2 separate regions of the Homo sapiens genome follow, and region 2 is linked to region 1. A link is an interaction called in ENCODE POLR2A ChIA-PET data of the cell type or tissue named here. Cell type or tissue: IMR-90. All regions are shown on one strand. Links, peaks and the distances in the headings refer to the core of each region. The heading gives the core; the rest is flanking DNA.

Region 1 (15,652 bases), core at 3,969-7,968:
TGGGTCAGTAAACCTGAATTTGTCAGATGACGGGTTTGTTCCTGTGGTCTGTGGCTGATCCGGCTAGAACACTGCCAATTCTTGAGACTTATTTGGGAAAAAAAAATTAAAAATGGATCAAGATGAGAGCTATGGCAGAGCTTGCTAGTAGAATAGAATTTATATATATATTCTTTGGGGCTTTATTTTCAAGTTCTGATAAGGTGTTATTATATAAATAAGTTATAGATCTGGAATCTTTTTGTGATTTAAAGTCAGAATTTAAAAGTTACTTATACTCATTTGTGGTATTGTTTGCAGCACTAGTTATTATAATATGATACAAATGCAGATAGATAACAGTGATTCATTAGGTAGCAACTCATAGGAAAAACTCTTCTAAATGGGGAAACTCATTCCTTTTCCAACACAATGAAAACTACTGAGGTTGATAAACAGAGAAACTTGTAGTGAGAAAATAGGGTATTATGCTTTGTTTCCGTGAGAGCAACATGCGTTAAATTGTAAAGCTAAATTTTAAAAGTGCAAAAAAGTACCAATAAGACCTTATTCCACTATTTTTTCATGGACCTCCAAAGTTAAATGTTATGGAATATTCTCTCCTGCCAGCCTTTGACATTAGTTTTTTCTTTCCTGAGAGGTAGTAGAGGTGCTTTCTGCCTCCTTATCTTTCATCATAGAGTGGCGAAACATTGGGGATATGATTTATCTGGTGCCTTTTCCCATCTCCCTTGAGTGTTTTTGTGGATCCCTTGCCACCATGTGCTTATTCAGTGCTGCCTTGTGTTTATCGCCATCATGAATAGAGTAGTTGTTACATCATTCATGATAATTATTCTTCAAAGGTTAATCATGGATAGCTTAGTCACTCTTAAATTTATTAGAATCATACTATGACTTGAGGCTGACTGAGCTGGAGAGATTGAATATTTACACATTGAAAGGTAATAATGCTCCAAAATAAAAAAGCAACTGACAAAGGACTTTTTGTTTTGTTTATCTGCAGTGTATTTCTTATTCTCAGTCCTCTGTTTATGACCAGTGATTTGGCTTCAAGGATGTTTATTTAGTACTTAATTTAGTTAGAAGGAAGATACGGAGATATGGTTCCTGCCTTCCAGTAACTTGTTATCCAATGTGAAAACTAGAATGTTTATGTAAGTAGCAGCCTAACTACGGAGAACCCATTGAGCAGAGTGTGTGTGCATATGTAGGTGGTGGTGCTGGCAGTAAGGAACGGTGATGGCTGTGACTAGAAAGACTTAATTCATGGGTCACTGAAGATCCGCCTTTGACTATTTACTCCGAAATACTCTGGGTTGGGAATATCTAGGTAGGATGCTGTGTGAAAGAATACACATAGTGCAGAGTGGCTGATGTAGCCTAACTTATATTTGGTGGGTTCCATAGAAGCTGTGAGTTCCACTTCCCTTGGGATAAGGAAGTAAAACTTCAGATGAGCCTTCAAGACTGGCTAGGATTTTGCTAGTAGAATAAGAGAATGGAGGGTATTCCACATGAGGATAGTATAAAAGCAAAGGTAGTATGAAAGTACTAGGCCTGTTTGGAAGTAGTAGTTTGATTTGTCTAGAGTAGTATGCTCTATGTGAGCATGGTGGGAAATAAGAAGTGGAAAACTGATGATAGTTTATGGAAAGCCTTAAATACTAGCCCAAAGCAGCCAGGCCCAGTAGCTCACGCCTGTAATCCCAGCACTTTGGGAGGCCGAGGCGGGCAGATCAGCTGAGGTCAGGAGTTCACGATCAGCCTGGCTTGGTGGCTCGCACCTGTATTCCCAGCTACTTGAGAGGCTGAGGCAGGAGAATCACTTGAACCTGGGAGACGGAGGTTGCAGTGAGCCAAGATCACACCACTGCACTCTAGCCTGGGTGACAGAGCAAAACTGCATCTCAAAAAAAACAAAAAAAAAAACTAGCCCAAAGGTTTAGATTTTACCCTGTAAAACAGTGGGATTTCGTTTGTTTTTACAGGTTAGTAACATGGTCAGAGTATAACTGTAGGCAGATTCAGTGTACACAGGCAGATGGGAGAGAAGCCCTGCTGGTGAGAAGACATGTTACTGTTGTGACAGCCATGCTTGAGTTATGTGCAGAGGGAAGGAAGGGGTGACTGCATGAGATTTTAGGGTGGATAGAACTTAAAACGTGATTGATAGGTTACAAGGGATAAGGGAGAGGTACGATATATGTAAAAATTGAGTTTATGGGAAGAATAGGTTTGTTGTTTTGATTTTAGAAACTCATTTTCATGAGTTTTATACAGCTGTGGTTTATGCCTATGTAACCTCAAGAACAGATCAGGAGCTGCTAAAAAAAATTATCTTTAAATCAGATCTGGTGAGAGAACAGAAAGTTGAGAAATTAAAAACGTCCAAAATTAGAACTATTTTATTTAACTTTTTTTCTTTTTTGGGATTTTTTTTTTCTTTTTCTTTTAGAGACAGGATCTCACCCTGTCACCCAGGCTGGAGTATAGTGATGTGATCATAGCTCACTGCAGCCCCAACTCCTGGGCTCAAGCGATCCTCCTGCCTCAGCCTCACTACTGGTTGGTATTAACAGGTGTGCATCACCACACCCAGCTAATTTTTTAGTTTTTTTTGTAGAGACTGGGTCTCGTTGTGTTGCCCAAGCTGGTCTCAAACTCCTGGCCTCAAGTGATTGTCCTGCCTTGGCCTCCCAATGTTCTGAGATTACAAACATGAGCCACTGTGTCCAGCTAAAACTATTTTAAACAATATGTCATTGTTCTTGTTGGTGGGCATGATAAAAACAGAAAATTTTTTGCCCATTGTATTCTTCACTTCCCTTAAAATCTACACCGTGCTCTATTTTTCCTTTTTCTGTCCTTACTCCAGAAACATTTTTTGAGTCTACTATAATACTTACTTTACATATAGAAACTGTAGGGTTGCTGCCATAATTTTTAGTAGGCAGGGGGCGCGATATACTCCAGAGGATTTTCACTAGAAATTCAGTCCTGAGTTACGGGTACCTTCCTTATTTTGGGCCTTCCATCAGAACCACTCGGGTAAACCTGGCTCTCAAAAGAGCTGGATCCAGGTAAGAAAAGGAGACCAAACAGGTTTATAGGTCAGGAAGCTCAAGTTAAGCCCTCCTTCCCTGACTACCTGGACACAATCCATTTGCACTAGAGAATGTTTTCTCAAATATTCCTTTAAAATAAGAAAGGAGTGGAACTGGTTCTTTGGGATGAAAAAAATCTTAATTCTTTTTATGTACAAAGCACAGATATATGTATGTATATATGCATAATACATAAACATGCAGAATATCTGTGGTATTAAAATTTCTTGGGGAGAGGCATTAGGAAAACAGAGTTGGGAAACACAGCATTAGGGTAGACATTTTTTCTTTTTATCTTAAAGTTGAGGTCTCACTATGTTGCCCAGGTTGGATCAAACTCTCACCTCAGTCCCCCAAATATCTGGGACTACAGGCTTCCAACACCATGCCCAGCTCTAGAGTAAGACTTTTTTTTTAGGGAGCCAGGGCCATGGTTTCTTTCTTTTCTTTTTCCTTTTCCTTTTCTTTTTTTGTTTTTTTAGATAGAGTCTCATACTGTCACCCAGGCTGGAGTGCAGTGGCACAGTGACAGCTCACTGCAGCCTCAACCACCCAGGCTCAGTCAGTCCTCCCATTTAAGCCTCCCAAGTAGCTGCGACTACAGGCTCACACCACCATACCCAGCTTATTTTTAATTTTTCTACAGATGAGGTCTCACCATGTTGCCCAGGCTAGTCTGAAACTCCTGGGCTGAAGCAGTCCACCTGCCTCAGCTTCCTAAAGTTCTGGGACTACAGGTGTGAGCCACTGTGCCTGGCTTCTTTTTTTGTTTAGATAGTTTGAGCAAGGGAATTTCTACTTGGCTTTGTGGAACCCAAGTTCAAAGGCCATTCAGTAACAATGTATGTAAATGTAAGTGATACTTATCTTAAACATTAATCAAGAACACTTACTAAAATACAGCCAAACAAATAAATAGACTCTAAGTTATTTTTATCAGGTGAAGTATTTGAAGGGTTGTTTTCTTCATTCTCATTTCTGAAAAAAATACAAATATTGCTGTTTTAATCATTTTTTCATTTGTTTTGAAATAAGTAGGAATCAATAGGATTATTAGATACTTCCTTTGTATTTCTGTGTTATTGATCAGGGCTTTAATATTTCTTCAAAAATTCAAAGTTGGGTGCTGCTTCTGTGGTTTTAGAAAAGTTTTTTCTAATTTTATGTTGTAATTACTTAAGCCAATTTCTTATCTTTTTAAAGATTAGCCAGTGGGTTTCAAGATACCCTGATAATTTAATATAGTGTTTCAGAGTATTTCCTGGTACTCCAGTAGTTTGACACAGTAATTGACAACTTAAGAGAAGTTGGAATGTTAGCCATAGATTACTGTGTAAACCAAAAAATAAAGTTCCAAGGCCTCCCAACCATCTAAACGAACCCCTCCACTGGGCCAAAGGCATTCCGAAGTTACCCTGAAAAATTCAGGCCATGATGGAAGCAGAGGTGGAACTACGCCCTCTTCCCTTTCTGAATTCAGGGAAAGCTGACTGGTATTAACATCAGTACAGATCTTACATCTCAAGAGAAACATTTCTTCGTCTGAAATTTCGTCTGAAACATTTACGTCTGAAGAGACGCCTACTACCTGGAGGTTTCATCTGCATGATAAAACCTTGGTCTCCGCAACCCCTTATCAGAACCCAGACATTCCTTTCTATTGATGATAACTCTAAACCAATTGCCAATCAGAAAATTTTTAAAATCTCCCTCTAACCTGGAAGCCACCACCTCCACCCCCACCCCACCACCCTGCTTCAAGCTGTCCCACCCTTCTAGATCAAACCAATGTAAATCTTAAATGTATTTGATTGATGCCTCAGGTCTTCCTAAAATGTATAAAACTAGGCTGTACCCTGACCACCTTGGGCATATGTTCTCAGGTCTCCTGAGGACTCTTTCATGGGCCATTGGTCACTCATATTTGGCTCAGAATAAATCTCTTCAAATATTTTACAGAGTTTGACTCCTTTCACGAACAACTGAAGTACTGTTAATTTCATTTATTGTTTCTACCATATGAAATGGAGTTTAGAAATTATGTATTTTGAATGACACCACACATGAAATTAAAAGTTAATTTGAAATTGACTTTAAAACACTTTTACATGTAACGTAGATGTGTGTTCTCACTTCTCTGTGTTTAAAATAGAATGGAAATGGGAAGATTTGAGAGTGAAATACCCATAACAATGGCATGAGAAACCTTGTTGATTTTTCGTAGTCTAAGCTTACATTTTTCTCTTGGCTATAGGACATTTTAAAAATTACTATGGGCCGGGCGCGGTGGCTCACGCCTGTAATCCCAGCACTTTGGGAGGCCGAGGCGGGTGGATCATGAGGTCAGGAGATCGAGACCATCCTGGCTAACAAGGTGAAACCCCGTCTCTACTAAAAATACAAAAAATTAGCCGGGCGCGGTGGCGGGCGCCTGTAGTCCCAGCTACTCGGGAGGCTGAGGCAGGAGAATGGCGTGAACCCGGGAAGCGGAGCTTGCAGTGAGCCGAGATTGCGCCACTGCAGTCCGCAGTCCGGCCTGGGCGACAGAGCGAGACTCCGTCTCAAAAAAAAAAAAAAAAAAAAAAAAATTACTATGGCGTAACCCAAAAATAAAATTCTAAGCCCCCCAACCGACTGATGGAGGCTCTCCTCAGCCAAGGGCATTCCAAAGTTAACCTGAAAAACTAGTTCAGGCCATGATGTTACCATCATAATGAGACTCCGACATCCTCATTATACCCTCCTCCCTTTGGAATTCAAGCTCAGCTGACCAACATTAACATTTAAATAGAGATCTTAAGACTAGTGAACAGACTTTTTATAGCAATAAGACACAGAATTCCAGCCTGACTCTAGTATAGCATCACATGACAGATAGCAGGCCCTGAAAGAAATAGAAGTATTTTATCCCAAGTATATTTCTTTGATATATTTTGAAATGGTCCTGCAAAGCCGTCTCTTGTGGGGGAAATCTGTATTCTATAGAGGATTCATTTTTCCTTTCCAGGTCTTTTTCCTGATCCAGGAGAGAATTAACTGAGTCTGGCACTTCATAGGTCTGACAAAAGCTCTGAAGTCTGCTACCTGGAGGCTTCATCTGCATGATAAAACCTTGGTCTCTGCTACCCATTATCTTTTTTTTTTTTTTTTTTTGAGACAGAGTTTCTCTCTGTTGCCCAGGCTGGTGCAGGGGCACCATCCTGGCTCACTGCAAGCTCTGCCTCCTGGGTTTATGCAATTCTCCTGCTTCAGCCTCCCAAGTAGCTGGGATTATAGGCATATGCCATCACGCCTGGCTAATTTTTGTATTTTTAGTAAAGATGGGGTTTCACCATGTTGGCCAGGCTGGTCTCGTACTCCTGGCCTCAGGTGATCCACCCACCTTGGACTTCCAAAGTGCTGGCATTACAGGCGTAAGCCACCGCACCTGGCCCACCTTACACGTTTTGATTGATGTCTTATGTCTCCTTAAAATGTGTAAAACCAACCACTTTGGGCACATGTTCTCAGGATCTCTTGGAGCTGTATTACAGACCACTGGTCATTCATATTTGGCTCAAAATAAATCTCTTCAAATATTTTAGAGTTTGTCTCTTTTTATCAATGGTGGTAAAAACACGTCACATGATACCTATTCTCTTAACAAATTTAAATATTTAGTACAGTATTGTTAACTATAACCATTATGTTATACATTATGCTCTAGAATATTTTCATCTTGTGTGACTGAAATTCTTTACACATTGAACAGCAACTCCTAATTCTTACTTCCCCCAGTCTCTGGCCATGACCATTCTGCTTCCTGGAGTGCAAATGTCTCTTTGAGATTCTAATTTCAGTTCTTTGGGGTATATACCCACAAGTGAGATTGCTGGATCATATTGCATTTCTATTTTTAATATTTAGAGGAACTTCTGTACTGTTTTCCATAGTGGCTACACCATTTTACATTCCCATCAACAGTGGACGGGGGTATTCATATCCTGGACAACACTTGCTATTGTCTTCTTTTTTTTTTTTTTTTTTATAATGGCTATCTGAACAGGTGAGAAGTGACATTATGTTTTTGATTTGCATTTCCCTGAAGACAGTAATGTTGGGCATCTTTTGATATAGATCTGTTGGCCATTTGTATATCTTTTTTTGAGAAATTTCTGTTCAAGTCCTTTGCTCTTAAAAAAAAAATCCCCAGTATGATTACTGTATAAATGACAAAAATTGTATACTGTTTGTTTACAGTTTACAACATGGTATTCTGATGCATATGTATGTTGTGAAATGATCAAATCAAGCTATTTCATATATCCATCACCCATTCAACCATAGCTCTTTTTTTTTTTTTTTTTTTTTGAGACAGAGTCTCACTCTATTGCCCAAGCTAGAGTGCAGTGGCACAGTCTTGGCTCACTGCAACCTCCACCTCCTGGGTTCAAGCAATTCTCCCACCTCAGTCTCCAAAGTACCTGGGATTACAGACACCTGCCACTATGCCCAGCTAATTTTTTGTATTTTTAGTGGAGTCTGGGCTTTGCCATGTTGGCCAGGCTGGTCTCAAACTCCTGACCTCAGGTGATCCACCCACCTCGGCCTCCAAAAGTGCTGGGATAACAGGCATGAGCCACTGCGCCGAGCCCTTTGCTCGTTTTTGAATCCAGTTATTTGGTGGGTTTTGTTTTGCTGTTGCATTGTAGGAGTGCCTAGTAACCCCTCATCAGATATATGGTTTGCAAATATTTTCTTACATTCCATAGGTAGTCTTTTAATTCTGTTTCTTGTGCTGTGCGGAAGCTTTTTAGTGGTGGAATTTCAGTTGTCTGTTTTTGCTTTTGTTGCCTGTGCTTTTAATGTCATATCCAAGTAATAATTGCCAAGACTAATATTATGAATGTTTTGGCCTGTGTTTTTCTATAAGAGTTTTATGGTTTCAGGCCTTGCATTTAAGTATTTAATTAATATTCAAGTATTTAATAAATTAAAGCTGAATTTTTTGTGTATGTAGGATAACGTCCAATGTCATTCTTTTGCATGCTGCCATCCAGTTTTTCCCAGCACCTTTGTTGAATACTGTTTTATCCCATTGCATAGTCTTGGCATCCTTGTGAAAGAGGATTTGACCTTATATGCATGTGTTTATTTTGGGTTTTCTTTTCTCTATTCCGTTGGTCTATATGTCTGTCTTTATGCCAGTGCCATATTGTTTGATTGCTGTAGCTTTGTAATATGTTTTGAAACCAGGAGTGTGAGACCTCCAGCTTTTATTCTTTTTTCTCAAGATTGTTTTGGCTATTTGGCGTTCTTTGTGGTTCTATCTAAATTTTAGGATTGTTTTTTCTATTTCTGAAAGAAAAAAGTTGCTGTTTGTTCTCCAGATTACATTGAATTTGTAGATCGCATTGGGTAGTACGAACATTTTAACAATGCTCTTTCAGTCCATAAACATGGCATGTCTTTACATTTATTTTTCTAATTAAACGTTTTGTAATTTTCAGAGTACAGGTCTTCCTCCTCCTTGGTTAAGTCTATTACTAGGTATTCTTTTTGATGCTGTTGCAATTGGGATTATTTTCTTAATTTCCTTTTCAGATTGTTGTTAGTGTATATAAATGCATTTGACTTTGTATCCTGCAACTTTGCTGAATTTGTTTATTAGTGCTAACAGTTTTTTTGTGGAATCTTTAGAGCTTTCTATATGCAATGTCATGTCATCTTCCAGCAAATATAATGTTACTTTTTCCTTTTCACTTTGGATGTCTTTTATTTCTTTTTCTTGTTTCTGGCCAAAGGACATTTAACATGATCCAGGATAAAGAATCAGAAGGATGAGAATTATTCCAGATGTATCAATTCTAAATAAGAGCTACTTATTTCAAAATAATATCTAGTAGAAAACTGTTCCTTCATGTTTATTTTTTTCAGGTGAATTTAAGTATAATTTTTTCAGGATTCAACTGGCATTTTTATTGGAATTACATTAATACAGTTATTAATTCATAAGGTACTTGCTGTCTTTACCATAGTAAGTTCTTCTATTCAGAAGGGAAGTGTCTTTTGTTTTTTTCAGGTCTTTTATCTCACAGAATACTTTGTTTTCTTATTTTCCTTTTGTCATCTTTATTTCTGTCTTCTACATGTTTAACATCTTCATGACTCTCATAAGCTAACATGGTTTTCCAGAAGCATCTTGACAGATGTCATTATAATGAAATAATTACTTGCAGTATCAAACAGCTATTTAACATGAAAACTAACAACAGAGCAGATTCTGTTTTAAATGATAATTTAATAATATTAAATTAAATATTTAATATTTAAATAAAATGTAGTTTAAATAATGTTTAAATAATCATTTTAAAGATTTTAAAAGCAAGTTTAAACTTTGTATGGAGCCTATGGGTTTTAAAGCTTATTCTTAGGTACACAATTTAATTTGACATATTCTAATATGTTATTGAAGGATTTTAAAAAATTGTTTCTGCCTTTTTTTCAAGTGTTTGTTGTCCAAGAGCACAGTCATATATAGTAAATAATGAAAATTTTGTATTTCTACTGTTTATACCGCCTTATTTTTTTTTCTTTTGGGTTTCAATTGGTTATTACCTTTAGAATAATTCATTAATTCATTTATATTGAAAGAGTCTAATGTGCTAGGGAAACACACATATAAGTAAACATATAATATGTTAAGTGTGGTACATGGGGAAAAATAGAGTAAGGGGGCATAGAATTGTGACTATGGGTAGTTGCTATAATGTATATTATTATAATATCATATTATTACATAAAACGTGATATAATTGCTATAATGTAGAGACAAAAGGGTGTGGGAGAGAGAGGGAAACAGAGAGAAAGAAAGAAACAGAAGAGAAACGGGAGGCAGAGACAGACAGATTTGCCTGAGATGATACAACTAGTAAGTTGTGAAACCAAGTTTTATAATTAGATATTCTGATTTCAAAGTGCATATCCTTAATAGTGACACTGTGCTAGATATGTAGACAAGGCCAGCAGCAAAGTATGGACTTAATGTGACAGAAATAAGGGACCTTTTCAGGGTTCATCTTTAAGCTGTTATTGTTTTGATTGTTGATATAGTTTAGCTGTGTTCCCACCCAAATCTCATTTTGAGTCATTCCCATAATCCCCACATGTTATGGGAGGGACTTTGTGGGAGGTAATTGCATCATGGGGGGCAGTTACCCCCTGCTGCTGTTCTCGTGATAGTGAGTTCTCATGAGATCTGATGGTTTTATAAGTGGCTTTTCCCCCTTTTGCCCATACTTCTTCCACCTGCCACCATGTGAAGAAGGATGTGTTTGCTTCCCCCTCTGCCATGATTGTAAGTTTACTGAGCCCTCCCCAGCCATGCCACACTGTGAGTCAGTTAAACCCTTTTCCTTTATAAATTACCCAGTCTTTGGTAGGTCTTTATTAGCAGCACGAGAATGGACTAGTACAGTAAATTGGTACCAGGAGTGGGGTGCTGCTGTAAAGATACCTGAAAATCTGGAAGCAACTTTGGAATTGGGTAACAGGCAGAGGTTGGAACAGTTTGGAGGGCTCAGAAGAAGAAAAGAAAATGTGGAAAAGTTTGGAAGTTCCGAGAGACTTGTAGGGCTCAGAAGACAGAAAGATGTGGGAACATTTGGAACTTTCTAGAAACATGTTGAATGGCTTTGATCAAAATGCTGATAGTGATATGGACAATAAAGTCCAGACTGAGGTGCTGTCAGATGGAGATGAGGAACCTGTTGGGAACTAGAGCAGAAGTGACTCTTGTTAGGCTTTAGCAAAGAGAGTGGCGGCATTTTGCCCCTGCCCTAGAGATCTATGGAGCTTTGAACTTGAGAGAGATGATTAGGGTATCTGGTGGAAGAAATTTCTAAGGAGCCAAGCGTTCAAGAGGAAGCAGAGCATAAAAGTTTGGAAAATTTGCAGCCCAACAATGCGATAGAAAAGAAAACCTCATTTTCCTCAGGAGAAATTCAAACCTGCTGCAGAAATTTACATAAGTAACAAGGAGCCAAATGTTAATCACTAAGACAAGGGGAACATGTCTCCAGGGCATTTCAGAGACTTTTGCAGCAACCCCTCCCATCACAGCCCTGGAGGCTTAGGAGGAAAAAATGGTACTGTGGGCCAGGCCCAGGGCTCCCCCTGCTGTGTGCAGCCTAGGGACTTGGTGCTCTGCATCCTAGCCGCTCCAGCCGTGGCTAAAAGGGGCCAACGTATAGCTCAGGCCATTGCCTCAGAGGGTGCAAGCCCCAAGCCTGGCAGCTTCCACGTGGTATTGAGCTCACAGGTGCACAGAAACCAAGAACTGAGGTTTGAGAACCTCTGGCTAGATTTCCAAGGATATATGGAAATACCTGGATGTCCAGACAGAAGTTTGCTGCAAGGGTGGAGCCCTCGTGGTTCTGCTAGGGCAGTGCAGAAGGGAAACATGGGGTTGGAGCCCCCACACAGAGTTCCCACTGCAGCACTGCCTAGTGGAACTGTGAGAAGGTGGTCACTGTCCTCTGGATCTCAGAATGGTAGATCCACTGACAGCTTGCACTGTGTGCCTGGAAAAGCTGGAGACACTTAATACCAGCCTGTGAAAGCAGCCAGGAGGGGAGCTGTACCCTGCAAAGCTACAGGGTTGGAGCTGCCCAAGGCCATGGGAGTCCACCTCTTGTTATCAGCATGACCTGGATGTGAGACATGGAGTCAAAAGAGGTCATTTTGGAACTTTAAGATTTAATGACTACCCTGTTGGTAGTCATTAAACTTTAAGATTTAATGACTATCCTGTTGGATTTCAGACTTGCAAGGGGCCTGTAGTCCCTTTGTTTTGGCCAGTTTCTCCCATTGGAACAGCTGTATTTACCCAATGCCTGTACCACCACTGTATCTAGAGAGTAACTCACTTGCTTTTGATTTTACAGGCTCATAGGTAGAAGGGACTTGCCTTGTCTCAGATGAGACTTTGGACTTGGACTTTTGGGTTGATGCTGGAGTGAACTAAGACTTTGGGGGACTGTTGGAAAGACATGATTGTGACTTGAAATGTGAGGACATGAGATTTGGGAGGGGCCAGGAGTGGAATGATGTAGTTTGGTTGTGTCACCACGCATGTCTCATCTTGAATTGTAGTTCCCATAATCCCCATGGGTTGTGGGAGGACCCAGTGGGAGGTAATTGAATCATGGGGGCAGTTACCCTCTGCTGCTCTACTCGTGATAGGAGGCCTATCTTTATAATGTATTTCTCATGAGCCTTGAACAAAGTTCTTTAAATCCTTTGGATTATTAATGTATTAAACTCTACTTTTTTCTTACCCAAATCTACATTTTTTATTTACCTTTAAAAATCGAGTATGTGGAATTTTTCTTTGAATTTTTTTCCCACAAAAATGTTGAATTTAATTTGACCATTCTCACAATCACATAGAGTTGACTTAATAGTACAAAATGATACACTTTGGATCAGTAGTATTTCATGGGAAGGCTGCAGTTGAAAACCTAAAGCCACTAATACATTCTATTAGAAATAAAAGGAATAATATGTAGGCAATTAATTATATAAAACATGCTAACAATTGGATGAAATTAAACCAAAAGCTGATATTCTGGATTTACAGTCATCATAGAAAGGAATTATGTGGTGCTGTAGATTGATTCAGTCAACAGTTCTTTATTGATCACATCTTTGGTACTAGGGGTACAAAGATGATGAAGACATAATGCTATCCTAGAGGACTTTGTATTCTAGTGAAGGCAAAGACATGCAGACATCAGTGTAATATAATAAAAGTGCTCAATACAAAGATCACTGTAGAAGTTATGATGCTTATAGTTATCTGTAACAGAAACCCCAGCTGAAGTGGCTTAAACAATACACAGAGTTTATTGGTCATGTACAGGTATATCTGAAAATTACAGAGACAGGTGAGGCTTGCTGTAATAGCTCAGTATGCTTCCTTTTACCTGTTTCTCCTCAATGCTTTCCACATGTTAACTTTATCCTAAGGCTGACTCCCTTTGAGGTTGTATCATGACTACTAATAACTCTCAGGGCTACCCCCAGAAAGAGAGCTTTTGTCTTCCAACCATCAGACTAAAGTCTTGGGTTCACTCTGACTAGATCAACTTTTACTGTATGCAACTCTTTCACTAGATTGACTAAAAGTATAATTTTGGGTTGAGTGAGAAACTAAAAGTCCAGAACTTCCAAAGTACCTAGTATACCTATAAAAATTGGTGTTAGTCTTATTTTGGCTTTATTATTCCTAATTTTGTTTTCTTCTAATATACAGAAAATCAGGAATCCTCAATGGTGGGAAGTAAATTGATAAGATCATAGTTCAATAATCTTCCAAATTTTTGAAAGCCTAAAAATTATGTCTTTGGAGATTTGTGATTTTGTGCTCATATCAACGCAGAAATTAAGAACCCAACATAACAACTGTCTCTTCTCCATTATTTCTTTCCTTGTAACTGGGACAGTAAGGTGGATTTTGATATTGGGTTCACATGGTTCATGGTTGGGCTGTTTCAAGTCTCAATTACATTTGCAGTAGCAAAATGCCAAGGCCAGAAATGTCAGGGCTTACCACAATGACCTTATACTTATGATTTGAGCAGTAATTGGGGAAGCCTTCTGTTTTTTACTTTGCTACTAATTTACATTTAATCAGGCTATTCATAGTATATAATACTTTAAAAGCTGAATTAGTAATACAAAGCTACTTTTCTTTCAGAGTAAGCACTTCCATTTGTTCTCTTTCTGCATAGTCTCTGGTTCACCACATTTGCATTCACTGCAGTTCTGTTTCTCTCCATGACAAGTGTTCATTCAGGAGCCACAGCATGTGACACTGCTATAGGATTGCCAGATCTTATTTTAGAGAATTTGGACAAGGAGGCAGTAGGAGAGAGATTATTTGCTAATAGTCTGACCAGGCTAAAATACAGTCCCATTCTGCATTATAACACAGTTGGAACAAGGCACTCAAATACAGGATAAGCCTGTGAATGTGGGCCATCTGGTAATCCAGTACTGCTTGAGTGTAGGCCTCTCAGCTCTACAAACAGCCTGTGGAGATAAATTTGACACACTTGGTGTATAAGGGTTCCTGCCCTAACTTAGAAAAGAATTACTTCTTTGTGCTAAAATTATATTAAATGTTACTTGGAAATAAAGGAAAAAGTAATTTACATTTCCTATTGATGGATTATACCGATGATTATGTCCAAGGCATAATAATAATAGCAAATACTTGTATAAAGCATACTCCATGCCAGGCACTGTTCTAAGCATTTTACATGTATTGGTTCATTTAACCCTTACAACATTCCTATGAGATAGGCTATTATTATTTTACTGAGGATGGAATTGGCACAGAGAAGTCAAATAATTTACCCAAACTCACACCGCTTAGTGTGGAACAGAGTTAGGATTTTAATCCAGAAAGTCTGGGACCAGAGTTCATGCTTTTAAGCACTATGCTATATTTTCTCTCAAGTCAGGACTGAAATTGTCATTAAAAGTAATACCATTAACTTATTGGCTATGTTTTATTTATAACTCATTAATTATGTTATACTTATTAATACGTATAATTATTTTATTGTGTTTTGAAATAAATGAGCATTTTGAAACTTACCTCTAAATATTCAACATGCTTGTTTTTTATTCCAGGAGAAGACTTTGCAGTTGTGCAGCAAGAAATTATTATGATGAAAGACTGTAAACACCCAAATATTGTTGCTTATTTTGGAAGCTATCTCAGGTATACTGTTTGTTTCCCTTTTGAAAAGCAATAATGATTTCATCACCTAATGCATTAAACAAAATAAAGTTAGTTTTAATACCATGTTTTGTAGTTTTTCTTCATGCTTTGAAGATAGGATATTTTCATACCAATGGAATTTTTACTTAGGACCTATGTTAATTCTGTAACCAATATTGCAGTCGTATGACTTGGGAATTCTAGATGTGCTTTTAGTGAAAATGCTGGCAAGTAAAAACCTTACGGTTAGTCTTCCAGTGGTGGACTAGCGATCTAAATATGCCATTCTCTTGCCCCTTTCTTCTGGACTTAGGTCAGTGTAGAGTCAGGAGCATCTCTTCCAGCTATGTGTTTATCAAAAACTTTTTTTTAATTTTGTGCTTCTGGTCTAAGAGTACTATATTACTTTATCCCTTTCCTTCATTGTATCCAAAGAACTAGGAACTATAATCATCTCAGTAACTTATTTTTCCAGGTCCTAAAGTGAACTTAGGACTGTGAATTTCCTTTCTCTTACTTTGTTTTGGTAGCCAGACCCAAGCCAGGTTCTTAGGTTATATTGCATAGGCGATCACCTTAGGGTCAAATCTTGTTTTCCATTCACTTCTACATGCAGCTGTGAGTTGATCACTGGTGACCTAGTTGTTTTTAAGCTTCCTCCAAGGGAAGATTAGAGAATATTTTACTATTTTTTTCCTTTCTTTCTTTTGTGGGGGCGGGACAGAGTCTCACTCTGTCACCCGGGCTGGAGTGCTGTGGTGTGATCATGGCTCAC
Region 2 (15,652 bases), core at 3,957-7,956, 140 kb before region 1:
GAACTCTGTGGTCATGGGATGCAAGAACTGCATCTTTGCTCTCAGCCATTTCCAAGTAGGAGAAAGGGAAAGGAAGAAGATTCTATTTATGTAGTGCATTATATGCATTATTTTTTAAATTCTCACTTAACCCTAGTATCATTAGTCTCCTTTTGAAGATGAGAGAATTGAAGATCAAAGATGTGAAATAACTTGCCCCAATTCCCCCAGGTCTCATGGCTATAGAATGCTTGAACTGAAATTTCAGTTCATGTCTTCCAAGATCCAGGTGCCATGTTCTTTCCACAAAACCATTCAGAACTGGAAGTTTTGCTGTGGCCATCCTGAAGGCCTGGCTGTTTGGAAACCCTCCAGATACCCTCACCTCTCCCTGACATCCATCCCACACCTGTTCACCACTCTACTTCAGAATCTCACACACCCTGGGTCTTTCCTCCATCCCTGACCTCCAGCTGATCGCTCAGCTGAACTCATTTCTTATCCCTACAACTTCTTGACTCCCAGTAATTAAAATACATCAGCTGCCACTTCTCCTGGGCTGAGGAGGATGTTTCTGGCCCACAACTACTCCAGCCACTGACTTCAAGATCAAGTCAGCTGGGTCCTGGAAAACTCAGTGTATCCCTAAGGATTTCCATGAATTGAGAATCTCTAAATGAATGCTTAAGAGGCATTTGTGCACTTACTGATTCTAACCCACACATACACAAGCACATACACACAAACAAATATGCACACACAATACACATACACATACACACACAGAGATCTCTTCTCAACTCAGGGCAGAGATATAGAAAACCCTCAGGGAGAAACCAGTGCCCTTCTATTAGGAGATGACACATCAAACTTCAACTTCCTAACAATAGTGATTATTCTGGGATGCTGGGCACCCCCTAGTGGGAGTAATGGAGAGAGAAGACAGACTGTTTTGGTGCTGTTCTCAGTAACCCATTCCACCCACAACTTCCTGCCCCTTCGCTGCCTTCTCTTTCCAGCCCATCTCACTGTTCTTGGAATGATTCATTCTTCCCACGATGATTGGGCCTTTTGCCCCATAAAACCCTCCCTCTCTTTACAGACATAATGGACTAAAACTAAGCAGAAGGCAACTCAGGCAGAACAGCAGGAAAAACTTCCTATGGGGAGAGCGATTAAAATCTGAAATGACCTTACAAGGCAAACTAAGTAAGACCTAACTGCACTGGGCAGAACAATAGAGAATATCTCAGAAAGATATTCTTGGAGATGAAGAGGATGAGGGAAAAGCTATTTCCCTGATTTCATATATTAATGCCCCCATCCAACACTCTCAGACTGATTTCATGACAATATAAATGCCCTGTGCTACATCTAACCCCTTTTAAGACCAAGAGAACACCCAACATTTATACATTTGAAATAAACAGATGAAGCCTGTCCCAGCAGAGTGGCAGCTCATCCATGAACTGGGCACTATGTAGTACTGTGGGACATTCTGAACATTTGTGTACTAATACCCACTCTTTTCAAGGCCACTGCCATAGCTCCCCACGACGGGATGAGTCCTACTATACTGTAAACAATAAAGTGTTTTCTGAGTGTTTACGTTATACCAGGCTCAAGATTCGTAAGCATTTTTAAGACATGCGCACATCTAGTTCAGTCCCTTCTCCAAACAAGGGCCTTAATAAAAGATAGGGAGAGTAACATATTTAAGTGCATGCGCAAAGAATCCTTCTGGGCATATTCACAGTTCTTATTTTAGTTAAGTATTTGATAACTTGTTCACTGGGTAAGGGGCCAGCCAGTCTCATCTTGGGGACCAGTGCCTGTCTCTAGTAGATGTGACAATTATACAGCACCCACCTTCATGCAGAGCTTTGGTTGTTATGATCTTATTCCTTCCTAGATTTGAGTCATCAGCTCATTAGTGCCCATTCAACTTAGCCTTCCTCTGATGAATCCTCTAAAACCTTGCTCATAATTTTACCGATACCAGCACAGGATTTTCTCTGCTATGCCTCCTGCTTCATCTGGAGCCTAGTGACTTGGAGAGTCTAATCTCACAACTGCTTACAATGTTAATCCCTTTCATCTCTTCTTTTAGAACCATGTGGTGATGTTCATCTTTCTGACAACCAAGAACCTTGGAAGAATCTCTCGCCTCAGGCGCTCCTATTTTTGTGCCTAGCTCGGCCGCCTTCCAAATCACCAGAGGCATCATAGAATGCAACTGTCTGTGGAGGGTTGGAGGACGAATTGGACACAAATTCATTGGACGGCTGAAGGAAAAAAGAAAGGTCAAGGATGCTCCAGCTTGGCCAGCCTCGCAGGCCTGACAGCAGAAGCTGGAATTCTTTCTTTTATAACTTGGGCTTGAATTAAAGGCATTTTTTTTTAGTCCAGAGACCTTTGGCCTTCACTCCAAACAGAACACTCAGTGGGGTGGAGCAAGGCTGTCTGTTGGCAGGAAGGGCATGCTGACCTCTGGCCCTAATGCCTTCCCTAACCTGGAAAGACATAAAAGCTGTGGTGAGTTAGCTGAGCCACCTGGAGGGCTCTGTCAGTATGTAGAATGTTCTAAATCATGTAAGGGGCCCTGCCTTTGTAAAGAAGAGTGGTGATGTGTTTATGGGCTCAGAGAAGAAAACATATGGAGAGAAAATGAGAATTAAGAAGAATAAACCTAACTAGTGGCTGCTTTGGGTGTCTAGAAGACAAGTAAAACTCAGAAAAGAGGCCCCAGTTCTGAGAGGCAGAGATAAGGGAACTTCCAGTACATCTGTCTCTATTTTCAGAAGAGATAAAAACCAAATCATAAATCTAAAGATGAAGGTACATTCATCTGGGGAGAGGACTAAACAAGCTGTTATATTTCAAACAGCTATTAGGATTGCAAAAATGAACACTTTTAACTTGCTAGTGGAAGCATTTCTTTCCTGCAAGTCACCTTGGATCAGATTAGACAACAAAGAGAAGATAACAAAAAATTATTTTTTTGTGCAGGCTAAGAAGCATTAATTTAGGCTCTTTGTACTAAGCTAGATTCCCGTCCTGGATGCTTTCCAAGAAAAAGCAAAAAGTGAGCAACCAGAGCAGTTATGGGAAATTCAAGTGTGTGCTTTGTTGGGAAGGATGAGAACGGGGGGTTCCGCTGGCCCAGAGCTGCAAACGAAATCAATGGTCTGCAGCTTGGGAGGTGACCAGAGGACCCAGGCCACTGGATCAGGCGCTCAGAGAGCCAGCATGAGCCTTCAAGGCAGTGCTTGTGGGCAGGAGGACAGGTCTGAGCTTCCTGCCAGTGCCTATGGCAAGTTGGATATGTATTTGCCAGTATCCCCAAGGGAAGGGGTTCTGTGCCAGCTGGAGCTCTCTCAGGAAAGACAGGTAGCTCTCAGATGAAGTCCAAGGAAACCAGGTGAGGGCTTGAATTGTGGCCAGCGAAGCAGGGTGTCTAACACCTGAGGAGGCCAGATGGGGGTCAGGAGCATTCAGGCAGGGAAGAAGGGGTGTGACATGCCCATGAAAGGTGGGTGTGGGCATTCCAGGGCCTAGATAATGTTTATGGAAGAGGTTTCTATCACAACACAATACAAGGCACTCTTGCTGTCCTAAAACCTTTTCTCCAGCTGAGTTTCTGACTCTTTTAAAGCCACAATGTAGGCCAGACATGGTGGCTCACGCCTGTAATCCCAGCACTTTGGGAGGCTGAGGCGGGCGGATCACCTGAGGTCAGGAGTTTGAGACCAGCCTGACCAACGTGGAGAAACCCTGTCTCCATTAAAAATACAAAATTAGCCAGGCATGGTGGCGCATGCCTGTAATCCCAGCTACTCGGGAGGCTGAAGCAGGAGAATCACTTGAACCTGGGAGGTGGAGGTTGTGGTGAGCTGAGTTTGTGCCATTGCACTCCAGCCTGGGCAACAAAGAGCGAAACTCCATCTAAAAAAAAAAAAAAAAAAAAAAAAAGCCACAATATAAGGACATTCTCAGGAACATTGAAGCTAAGAGGCCATAGATTGAATAAGATGGCCAAATATGCCACACGGAGCCAAAGAAGCAAGGCAAGCCTCTGCAGAGTCCCATTTGACGTGAAGAGGCAGATAACCAATGTTTCCGAATCATAGTAACTGAAGTTAAAGGAATGACTCCAGGTCATCACTACGTTGATTTCCTTTCCCTCACTTCTGGGAAGGTCTTAAACCCCTCTACAGTGTCTTTCCACCATTTATTTCCCCCCTTGCTTTCTTCCACTTATTCCCAGTGGTGAGCAGGGGCCAGTTTATACCACCTCCCAACTCTGTGTTCAGTAATTTACAATCAGCCGCGATGGGAGTGTTTATGCCTTAGAAATTGGAAAATGCTGCAAATCAGAGCTTTCTGTTTTTTTTCTGGAGAGCCAGTTGTTAAACAGCTCCCAGTACATCCTGCCTGTGACTGAGAGTTTTTGCATGGGAGGAAGAGGCCGTGTACTGAGGCGGACAATGTTAGAAGTCTGGGGATGGGAACAGAGAAGCCCAAAGTGCTGGGTGGGAAGTGGTGAATTGCCAAAATTGGTTCTGCCTCCCTCACGGACACACACACCCCAGCCCCAGCCCCAGCCTTGGGTTCAGTATTTAACAGTCATTCAGTAAGAAGCTGTTCCATATCTACAGGGATGTGGAGGCAGCTTTCTATTGATTTGGAGGGCTGGATACCTTCCTGCTCGAACATTTTTTGAGGTTTATGGTACAGAATACAATAACCTAGGTACACATAGTGTACATTCTGTGTATTAGGCTATTATACCATGCACCATATGTTGCATATTATCCATTTTCCTCTGTGGATTTAAAGGTTTCACATACATTCAATCTTGCTTTTCCTCTTCCAACCCCCCATGTAACAATGTGTGTTCCTCTTCCCCCAAACGTGCTTCCCGTTGACCTTTGGACTCAACATCTTGTCTATTTTTAAAATGTTCCTGAGCCAGATAATTATTACACCCTCTAAAGTAGAGTTCTTTGACTTTAATATACATAAAATCACCTGGGGAATCTTTTTCCAATGCAGGTTTGCATTCAGTTTTGACCCCATAACTCTCTCTCCCTTCTACTTCTTCAACTTTAAGAAGTTCCGACTATACCTCTGGAAGAAACAGCCTCTCACAAGAGATTGGACGAGGAATAGAAGTCTGAACCAAGCAACCAAATCTATACCCAGGTGGGGTTGGATTCCCTTTCAAGAATTTGAAGTAGAATGCTGTCCTAGCCAGAGTTCCTCACCCCCAAAAGCAGAGCCTGAGATAGAGATTTGCAGGCAGTAATTTATTTAAGGATCCCAGAGAATAGAAGTGCAGGATATGGGAAATGACAAAAGAGAGGAAGAAAAATCAGTACAAGGGTATGTTATTGAACTGGGCATGGCAAAGGGCAAGCAGTGCTCCCATTCTGTAGGACCTGCTAATGAGCTTTCTGATAGGCAACTCTGTCCATCTCAAGCATTTATCCAGGCTTTCCTTTATGAACAGTACTGATTAAATGCTTGATAACCCTTTATTTTCCAGTTTTCAGATAGTGACTTCATTCCCTGGCATCCTCCAAAAGTCACCAATAAATATTATTTTAGTATGATTATGAACCACGAGTTTAAATATATTTGATGTATTTAAATCCATTGCAGTTATTATTCTAATTAGTGCTCAAATTATCCCATCTTTGGCCAATGGAAGCTTATTTATGCTAGCTACTAGTCTTTTTGGTACAACCTCAGTCATCTTTGATAGCATCCTTCCTTTCTGGTGTAATAAGATATTCTAGAGCAGCTCTATTCAATGGAATTTTCTATGATGATGGGCATGTTCTTCATCTGTGCTATATGATACTGTAGCCAGTAGTCACATGTGGTTATTAAATATTTGAAATGTGGCTAATGGAACTGAGGAAATGAATTTTAAATTTAATTTTGATAAATTGTATTTCAAATAGCCACCTGTGACTAGTTGCCACCATATTGAACAGCACAGCTCTAGAGTAGCTTTTTGTGTAACAAATGAAAAAATTTAGGTACAGAGAAGCAGGACTTGTCTGTGATAGAATTCAATCTTTATCATTAGAACAGTGCAGGGACTGCCTGCATCTAAATAATCTGGGAAATCTGTAAAATATTGATTTCTGAGCCTCTCCCCCAGATATTCTGATTTATCACATATGAGGCGGTGCTCAGGAATCTGTTGTTTTATCGTTGTTATTTTAATGTTACCATGTGATCTAATGAGCAGCTCTGGGAACCACTACATTAGACAGCTGGAATGTAATATTTATGTTACAGCTATGGTTCATTGAAAATCATTCCAACCAATCAATTGTACATCTTTAACTCCATATGGTCAGTTTTAAAACTTCTCAGAAGACCATAGCACTCTGCCAGTTATGTAATCAAGAGCTACGGGTGCTTGTAGAGGTTTGCCTCTCCCCGGCTTCAGCACAGGCCTCATTCATCCATAATTTAAAAAGACACAAAACCAAGCCAAGAGTGAACAGCTTTCCTCCTCAGACCAGCCATTAGGATCTACTGTGCCTCCTGTGTATGTCAAGAACTGACATTTTACCCTGCTTGCACAAAACAAGTTAGCCTGCCACAGATTCAGGATACTGGCAGAAGACATGAGACTCCTGGGCCAAAGGCAAAGGACTTTGTTTCACTCAGCACAGCAAGCAATGTGAGATTTATGTTCATATTAGTTCTTGCCCCCCAAGGTCCAAGAGGGTAACAGAGTAGCCCAGTAGCACACACAATGGATTCCATCATGGCCGAATAACTCCAATAATTTATAATGAGCTACAAATAAACTTGCTCAACTTTGCCCCAAAAAGAGGCATCATCTTTATTATACTATGCAGCAAGCAAACCCTCTCTGTTCCAGAGGGAGATACTACCTCTGTCTTCCAAGGCTGCTTTCCAATATGCAAACATGTTTGGAAAATGCTATCAATGCTTCTGCTTGAAAACATGAAGAAATATGAGAGACCTATGGAGAACTGTCTCCCCCAGTACATATCCCAGGGCACAATTCCTGGCCCATCTGCAGCATGGTGAACCCCTAGAACCAGAACAGAAACCCTAGAATCTATACAGTGTCTATATAGAGACCCTTCTATTCCATCCCAGCTGTGATGACTTTGGATGTGGCTCTGTCCTCTGGGGGGATGTAGTAATGCATCCTTAGAGGAGCAGTCTCTAAAGTCAGTCTATCTGAATTCACATCTCAGCCATGACACTTACTAACTGTGTGACTTTGGGAATTGTATGTAACCTCTCCATGCCCCAATTTTCTCATCTACAAAATAGGAGTAGGTTAATACCTACCTCAAGGTTATTGTAAAGATTATATGAGATAAAACATGTATTTAACCCAAGTTATATAGCAAATTATCAGTAAACATTAGCCATTGCTATTACCACTCATTATTATTAATTCTTTCTCATGACTTTTCCCATCATAGTGGAGCCACCTGCTCATAGAGAACCCTGGCACCCATTGGCTTCTTCCTAATCCTAGATTGTACTTCCATTGCAACTTCAGAGCCAATTTACCACCCTATGGGGTTTGCTGTATTCCAGAAGTGGGTGAGTTATGGCCCGCAAGCCAAACTCAGTCTGCCGCCTGTTTTTGAAAATAAAGTTTTTTGGAACACAGTCACACCCATTCATTTACATATTTTCTAGGGCTGCTTTAGTATCGCAATACCAGAGTTGAGTAGTAAAGCCTAAAATATTTACTATTTGGCCCTTTGAAGAAAAAGGTTACCAGTCCCTGCTCCATTCTATTCACAGACTATATACCAACTCCATCCAACAACCTTTAAGATGGGTTGTTGATCAAGAAGACCAGGAAAGGGTGGCAGTGAATTACTGCTACCTCTTTTCATTAGAAAAATAACTCCAAAGTACTATTAGGAAGGCATCAGTTTAACGTTTTAGAACACTGCTTTGTATTACTCTTCGTTGAATTGGATTGTTTACACTGTCCATCAACTGGCCATTTAACAAGCAAAACATTAGTAAACTGTCTTTGTGTAAGAGTATTAACTCAAAGACAGAAGACTTTTTTAAAAGGAAATTTCCTTTTGTTAAAGGATTTTATCAAAGAGTATTCTAAAAAATGAATTTGCTTTTTTTAAATAAGAGTAAATATAGATAGAATTTATCACTTTCATTCTCTCCACAAATATCCTTAACATGTTACTAACCCTCAAATGAAGACAGGCATTAGATGAATATTTACGACGGCCATGGTTAATGAATATTATTCATTAACTATGTATTTAGTACTAGGTTTCAGAACAGAGTCATGAGATATGTTTAGTCATTATAACTGAATAATATGTTTAGTCATTACAAATGACTATACTAACCCCTCAGCAATGAGAATGTCAATATCCATATAAAATTTTTAACTTCTTTTATAAAATACCCTTTCAGAGCAGAGGCAGAAAGTTATTTGACAAGCTGTGACTAAATGATACTGATAGATTTTTTTTATTTTCATTTATTTATTTTTTGAGATAAAGTCTTGCTCTGTCAGCCAGGGTGGAGGGCAGGAGCACCATGTCGGCTCACTGAGACCTCTGCCTCCTGAGTTCAAGCGATTCTCCTGCCTCAGCCTCCCGAGTAGCTGGGATTACAGGCACCCACCACCACACCCAGCTAATTTTTGTATTTTTAGTAGAGATGGGGGTTTCACCATGTTGCCCAGGCTGGTCTCGAATTCCTGACCTCAAGTCATCTGCCCGCCTTGGCCTCTCAAAGTGCTGCTGGGATTACAGGTGTGAGTCACCATGCCTGGCCAATTGATGTCTTTATCACATTCAGAGGCCAGACTTTAAGAGCCTTCTGAAAAACAGCCTGAAACCCAAAAGTGCAAAAAAGGGAGAGGAAGGAGAGAGTGTTTAGTGTTTAATAATTTGTGGGGTTTTCTTGTTTTTTTCTTTTTATAGAGATGGGGGTCTCACTACATTGCCCAAGCTGGTCTCAAACTCGGGCTCAAGCAACTCTCTCGCCTCAGCCTCCCAAAGTGCCTCAGCCTCCCAAAGGCATTAGCCACCATACGAGGCTGGGAGTTTTTGTTACGGGCCAGGGTATTGTAAAGTTCCCCAGGTGATTCTAAAGTACAGCCAGGTTAAAGCCCATTGATCCAGGCAAACTCCTACTGAAGCCTAGGGGTACACTTCAAGTCTGCTGCCCTTTCTGCAGCCAAAAGCTTCTCAGAGGCCCCCAAATCACAGCAAATAAACAACTGACCCTGTATGAAAAAATATATATATATTCAGAACTTTCCTTGGATGGGTGGGTGGGGATAGGTTTGGGTGGGTTTGTACGGCACCAAGAATAAGAATTTAGCCTTTTCAAAGAACAGAATAAAACTTGAAATATTTAAGATCTACCACCCCATAATACGGGCATGATGTAATCCCTTAATTGGTGGTGTACCTTTGGCCCAGTTAGTATGCTTTGTCCCAGTGTTTGGGAATGTGTCCTCTTAGCCATCCTGTTCTTGGTTTAATATTCAGCAAGGTGACCACCATTATTTACAATTCTCCTGAGAGAGTAGCCCCAAAACTAGGGATTTGGCATGCTCCCTCTTATCTCTTTGCCGTGGTGCCGTGGTGTTGCAATTTAAAGTGCTTCTGAGTTGTCTCTTCCTTTGGGAATTTCCTCTGGAGCAGGAGATTAATCATTATGCAAATATTAAATACTCTGAACATTCTAGAAAGGAACGGAATTTGTTTAAGCAATCCTGTTACTGCTGTTTCAGTGAGATGACAAACAGCTGTTGTGATTTGTCCTGCATTCAAATTCTACTGTGCAGTTTGCATTATATCAAATTATATTTAATTTTTCCTTGAGATTCATATGTACCTCTGCCAAAACTTCTGGATTCCCATGAATCTTCAAATATATCGACCATCACCCAGCCTGTTTGCACCCACTCCGAGACCTAAAGGCTACTCTGGGAAAAGATATATTAAAACATTTCTCTCTCGGAATGTTAGTTTGACTGAGATGTTATTTAGATTCCTGAAATAGCCTAAATGCTTGGGGTGATCTGAAAGGAAATGCTGCGGTCTAATGTTGCTAATAAATAGGGGAAGTCATGCTCTCTCAGGCACAGCCGTAAGGGAAAAACAAAGTCCTCACTTTGTCCTGAAGGTCAAAACTCCATGGCTTGGCTTGTCGTATTCTCTCCCTCTGTGTCCTTGTTGGTTTCTAAACAATAGACTACTGGTTAATAATTCCCTATATTAAAACTCCCTGTTCAAATCACTGTGTGGTTTCTCTCTTCGGGTCTGACCCATACTGATATGGGATCCTTGCTAAACACTGAACGCCCCAAGGGCAAAAGGCAGGGCTGGGACCAGGGTGAGGCAAGTGAGGCACACAGCTTCGGCTTCGGGGATTGCAGGTCATTCAAGTGCAAGGTCACCTGAGAGTGAGTGCCTCCTTGAACAGTGCACCTTAGGTCCATTGCTTCACTCACCCTCATCTATACCCTGCTCTGCCATTTTCCTTTTTTTTTTTCTTTTGAGACAAGAGATTCACTCTTGTTGACCATGCTGGAGTGCAATGATGTGATCTCAGCTGACTGCAATCTCTGCCTCCCAGGTTCAAGCGATTCTCTTGCCTCAGCCTCCCGAGTAACTGGGATTACAGGCATGTGCCACCACACCCAGCTGATTTTGTATTTTTAGTAGAGACAGGGTTTCATCATGTTGGTCAGGCTGGTCTCAAACTCCTGACTTCAGGTGATCCACCTGCCTCAGCCTTCCAAAGTGCTGGGATTACAGGTGTGAGCCACCACACCTGGCCTCTTTCTTTCTTTTTTTTTTTTTTTTTTTTTTTTTTTAAGAGAGTAATCTAGCACCGCCACAGAATTCTAGCAGGTGCTCAATTAGCATTTAGTGAAAGACTGAATTACCTTTTCTTTCTTGGAATCATTTTCTTAATTCAGTTTAAAAAAACATTTGAGTCTGGGCCAGGTGCTGTGGCTCACAACTGTAATCCCAGCACTTTGGGAAGCCCAGGTGGGCAGATTGCTTGAACTCAGGAGTTCAAGACCAGCCCAGGCAACATGGCAAAACCCCATCTCTACAAAAAGTACAAAAATTAGCCAGGTGTGTGGTGGCATACACCTGTAGTCCCAGCTACTCAAGAGGGCTGAGGTGGGAGAATCACTTGAGCCTGGGGAGGTCGAAGCTGCAATGAGCTGTGCATGATTGCACCACTGCACTCCAGCCTGGGTGACAGAGTAACACCCCATCTCTTTAAAAACAAACAAAAAAAAAAGTCTAGATATAGTATAGTATGGTACTCAAAAGCCAGACTTCAAAGTCTCATAGACGCAGGCTCAATCCTAATCCTAGTATGACACCCTGGTCCAGTTACTCTCTGATCCTCAGTATCCTTAAATATAACATAGACATATTAATAACACCTACTTCATAAGGCTGTAGGAAAGATGAAATAACATTATGCACATAAAGGATTTAGTTCAATGCCCTCAAATGTTACCTTGTAGTTTTGATAGTAGGCTAAAGTCACTCTCCATTCAATTAGCTAAAAAGCCTCCCTAGTCTGAGTCACAGAATGACGAAATAAAAAACAAAATCCATTATGTCAGTAATTAGTCTTTTGCGGGGGGAAGGGGGTCTAAAGTCACAAAAATCGAGCATTGCCTTTCTCTGTCCTGAGAGCCAACCAAAAGCCAAAGTAATCAAGGTTTAAGAAGAAAGACAAAAAGCAGAGCCATACTGTTGATCTCCTTTCGTATGAGGGAAGATTGGAGTCGAATAAATATTGAATCACATATTTTGTTTTCATTTTTAAAAGTTAGAACTTTACTCCAATTCAATAAGAATGGTTAGTGCCCCTTTCAAGTTCTAGGAATTATGATAGGAAATAAAGATGCAAAAAGAAGATATCCTCCTTGCTCTTAAGCAATTGAAGGTCTTGAGGCTCCCAAGGAGGGAAAGGGCAGGGACCTGGCCAGGGAATCCTTCCCAGAGGAGAAAAAGGTATTGGTATTGCCAATGCACTGCGGAAGTGGAAAAAAGAAGAATGGAAGCCACTAATTACTTGCATTATTTAAGTGACTACAGCAAGATGGTGCTTTGTCTGAAATTCACTGCTAGTGTATTTGTTCATTTTGAGCTCGTCTTAGTCCATTCAGGCTGCTATAACAGAATGCCACAAACTGGGTTGCTTATAAACAATGGAAATTTATTTCTCACAGTTCTGGAGGCTGGAAGTCCAACATGAGGGTGCCAGTGGTTGAGTTCTGGTGAGGGCCCTCTTTCAGGTTGCAGATACCAACCTCTCACTATCACCTTACATGGAAGAAGGGGCAAGCTAGCTCTCTAGGGTCTCTTTTATAAGGGCACTAATCTCAATCATAAGAGCTTCACCTATGAGGTGAACTAATGACCTCCCAAAGACCCCACTATCCTATCACTGTGGGGTGTAAGATTTCAATATATGAATTTGGGAGGACACAAACATTCACTCTATAGCAAAGCTGCTAATATTGACAATGATAGCTACCACTTATTGAATGCTTAGCATATGCTAGGCATTTTATATACCTCAATTCATTTTTAATCCTTCCAAAAACCCTGAAAAGTAAAAATTATTATCACAATTTTACAGATAAAGAAACTACCTGCCAGGCACAGTGGCTCATGCCTATAATCCCAGCAGTTCGGGAGGCCAAGGTGGGTATATCACCTGAGGTCAGGAGTTCAAGACCAGCCTGGCCAACATGGTGAAACCCCGTCTCTACTAAAAATATAAAAATTTGCTGGGTGTGGTGTCAAGTGCCTGTAGTCCCAGCTACTTGGGAGGCTGAGGCAGGATAATTGCTTGAACCCAGGAGGCGGAGGTTGCAGTGAGCTGACATTGCACCATTGCACTCCAGCCTGGGCAACAACAGTGAAACTTTGCCTCAAAAAAAAAAAAAAAAAAAAAAGAGAAAGGAAGGAAGGAATGAAGGAAGTAAGGAAGGAAGGAATGAACCACCAGGCACAGTGATGTACACCTGTAGTCCCAGCTACTTGGGAGGCTAAGGCAGGAGGATTGCTTCAGCCCAGGAGTTCAAAGCTGGAGTTCACTATGGTCGCACCTATGAATAGTCACTGCACTCTAGCCTGGGCAACATAGCAAGACTCCATCTCTTAAAAAAAAAAAGGGGGGGGGGGAGAAAGAGAGAGAGAGGAGAGAGACAGAGAGATAAAGAAGGAAGGAAGGAAGGAAGGAAGGAACTGAGGCTCTGAAAGATTAGGTACCTTTCAGCCAGAGTAATGAAGTCAAGACCATTTTTCCCAACTGTGCCCTTAACCTGCTACTGCTGACTTTGTCCAGTTTCTAGGAATTCATTTTCTGCTTGCACGAAAAAAAAATCACACAGGGCCTATAGAGCATTTCTAAAACTAAGCAAATGTGACCTGAATTCCTTTGTAAAACACTGGCTACCATATAGTCCAGATTCAACCAGCTTTTATGCGCAACTGGAAATTTTAACAGAAATATGGATGTGCTACCCAAACCTGATCAACTTACTATATCACATCTCTAAAACAGTTCTACCAGATTATTAACTGCAGCTACAAAGAATAACCCCAGAAAATGTTCTTGGATTTTATGTCATCCTTAGTCCAATATGTAAAACTCCCACGGCGGAGAGCCTAACACAGAGTGGGCAATCACCAAATATTAGTTCCCTTATCTTTCCCTTCCTCTAGTGTAAGTTGTAGAAATTAAATAGTGAGCTAAGCAAGTAGATCAGGAGAGAACCCCTGGAAATCAGGTTAACCAGAAACAGGATAGATAATTACAGGCTAATCACCGACAGGCGTGGTTCACAGCCCCCTCCAAACCACCTTTCGAGGGATGATATTGCCAGTTATGGTTTTACCCAGGAACTGACCTTGGCCCAGAGCCTTCAATTCACTCGGCTAGGGACTTTGCATACCAGAGAAGTCATTCCCAGCCAATAGATATACTTTCCACATTCCCTTTAAACAAGGCTTGTGTTGGTGTTAAGATAAGCTCGCTAAGGGTAACTAAAGGACAGGGTTGGAAACTATGAAACAAGGATAGGAAAAGTAGGCTACATAAATAGGAGCCCCTGGAACAACTTTATGAGCAGCCCCAGGGAATGGCTTTGAGGTGGAGGGAAGCAGGGAATGTATATCATGACATATCAGTTTTGATACCTGTGTTCCAAAAAGAGCATTTATGACATTTGAGCATGTATTTATTGGTTTGGGAAGGAGTAATAATGAGATGATACAGTAAGCACTTTGCCTGGTGCATAGGAAATAAGTAGGCAATAAGAAAGAGCTGCCACTATCATTAGAATGAAGACTTTGCTCTTTGCTCTTTATCATTAAGACTGTAGTTTGTGGCTGGGTGTGGTGGCTCTCGCCCGTAATCCCAGCACTTTGGGAGGTTGAGGGGAGTGGATCACAAGGTCAGAAGATCAAGACTGTCCTGGCTAACACTGAGAAACCCCGTCTCTACTAAAAATACAAAAAATTAGCTGGGTGTGGTGGCATGCGCCTGTAGTCCCAGCTACTCGGGAGGCTGAGGCAGGAGAATTGCTTGAACCCAGGAGGTGGAGGTTGTGGCACTCCAGCCTGGGCAACAGAGCAAGACTCCGTCTCAAAAAAAAAAAAAAAAAAAAGACTGTAGTTTGTTAAAGAGGTTACACGGTACACGGTATCTGTATACACAAGGGGCTACTAAGGTGGATATTGTGGTAGGCTGAAAAATGGCCCTCCCAAAGATACCAGGTTATTTTCCTGGAACCCGTAAAAATTATCTTTATTGGGAAAGAAAAGGGGGGGTCTTTGTAGATAAGAGTAAGTTAAGACTCTTAAAATGGGGAGCTTGTCTGGACTATTTGGGTGGACCCTAAAAAATGCAATCACGAATGACCTCATAAGACACAGGAAGATTTCACGCCACACCCACACACGCACACACGTGTGCACACACACACACGAAAAGGCAAGGTGAAAATAGCAAAGATAGAGAAGACAGACATTTGAAACATGCTTGCCTTGAAGATTCTAGGGACAAAGGCACAAGCCAAGAAATGCCAGCAGCTACCAAAAGCTGGAAAAGGCAATGAGCAGCTTCTCTCCCAGAGCCTCTGGAGGAAGCCCATCCTTGCCAACACCTGGATTTCAGCCCAGTGATTTAGACTTCTGGCCTCTAGGACTAGGCAAGAATACATTTAGATTGCTTTACATTACCAAGTTTGTGGTGATTTGTTACAGTAGCCACAGGAAACTAATCCAGGTATGAACTGGCTTTTCAACCTAGCAAGACTCATCAGTAAATGTCTGACCAGCAAGAGTGAGATATGCTGTTCTAACTAATAGGTATTAATTGAATGATGCAGTTTCAAAGATATAGACAATGGTGCTGATAAACCAGTTTGTTGGAGGGAAGGAGGCTTTATTTTTAGCAGACACCAATTTCTGTGATGCAAATACTCCCTCCATGGCCCATTTCAAAGGTTTAACATCTGGCTTGCAAAATTCCTTACCATTTAACAATCAGCTTGCACAAGCCAGCAGCAGCCATCTCCAGCCCCTCCTTGTAGAGGTGCTTTAAATCACGAGAGAAA

Evidence for each region. ChIA-PET counts read pairs that join two places held together with the same protein. Peaks named below come from ENCODE experiments on the same cell type or tissue, not always from the same donor. Only the 100,000 strongest peaks of a DNase experiment are listed, where the experiment ranks them.
Region 2: POLR2A ChIA-PET joins it to region 1 with 5 read pairs; 4 of 35 experiments call an interaction of 5 or more read pairs at or near these places.

Annotation. Positions count from the first base shown.
Region 1 is chr2:39,355,474-39,371,125 of GRCh38, reverse strand. MAP4K3 (mitogen-activated protein kinase kinase kinase kinase 3) reads left to right here. Exons shown (of 34, transcript NM_003618.4): 3 at 14,787-14,877. Among named protein-coding and RNA genes, the nearest start is that of MAP4K3, 74 kb to the left of the region's middle. RefSeq lists silencers at 1,668-1,841, 15,391-15,591 and enhancers at 5,295-5,861, 5,862-6,428, 6,429-6,995. In IMR-90, for the core only: no CTCF peak of the experiment used is centred there; no DNase peak of the experiment used is centred there.
Region 2 is chr2:39,499,080-39,514,731 of GRCh38, reverse strand. The region is part of intron 3 of MAP4K3-DT (MAP4K3 divergent transcript); the gene reads right to left. Among named protein-coding and RNA genes, the nearest start is that of MAP4K3-DT, 69 kb to the right of the region's middle. RefSeq lists an enhancer at 2,330-2,624. In IMR-90, for the core only: no CTCF peak of the experiment used is centred there; a DNase peak (open chromatin) is centred at 6,291; H3K27ac peaks cover 1,596 bases.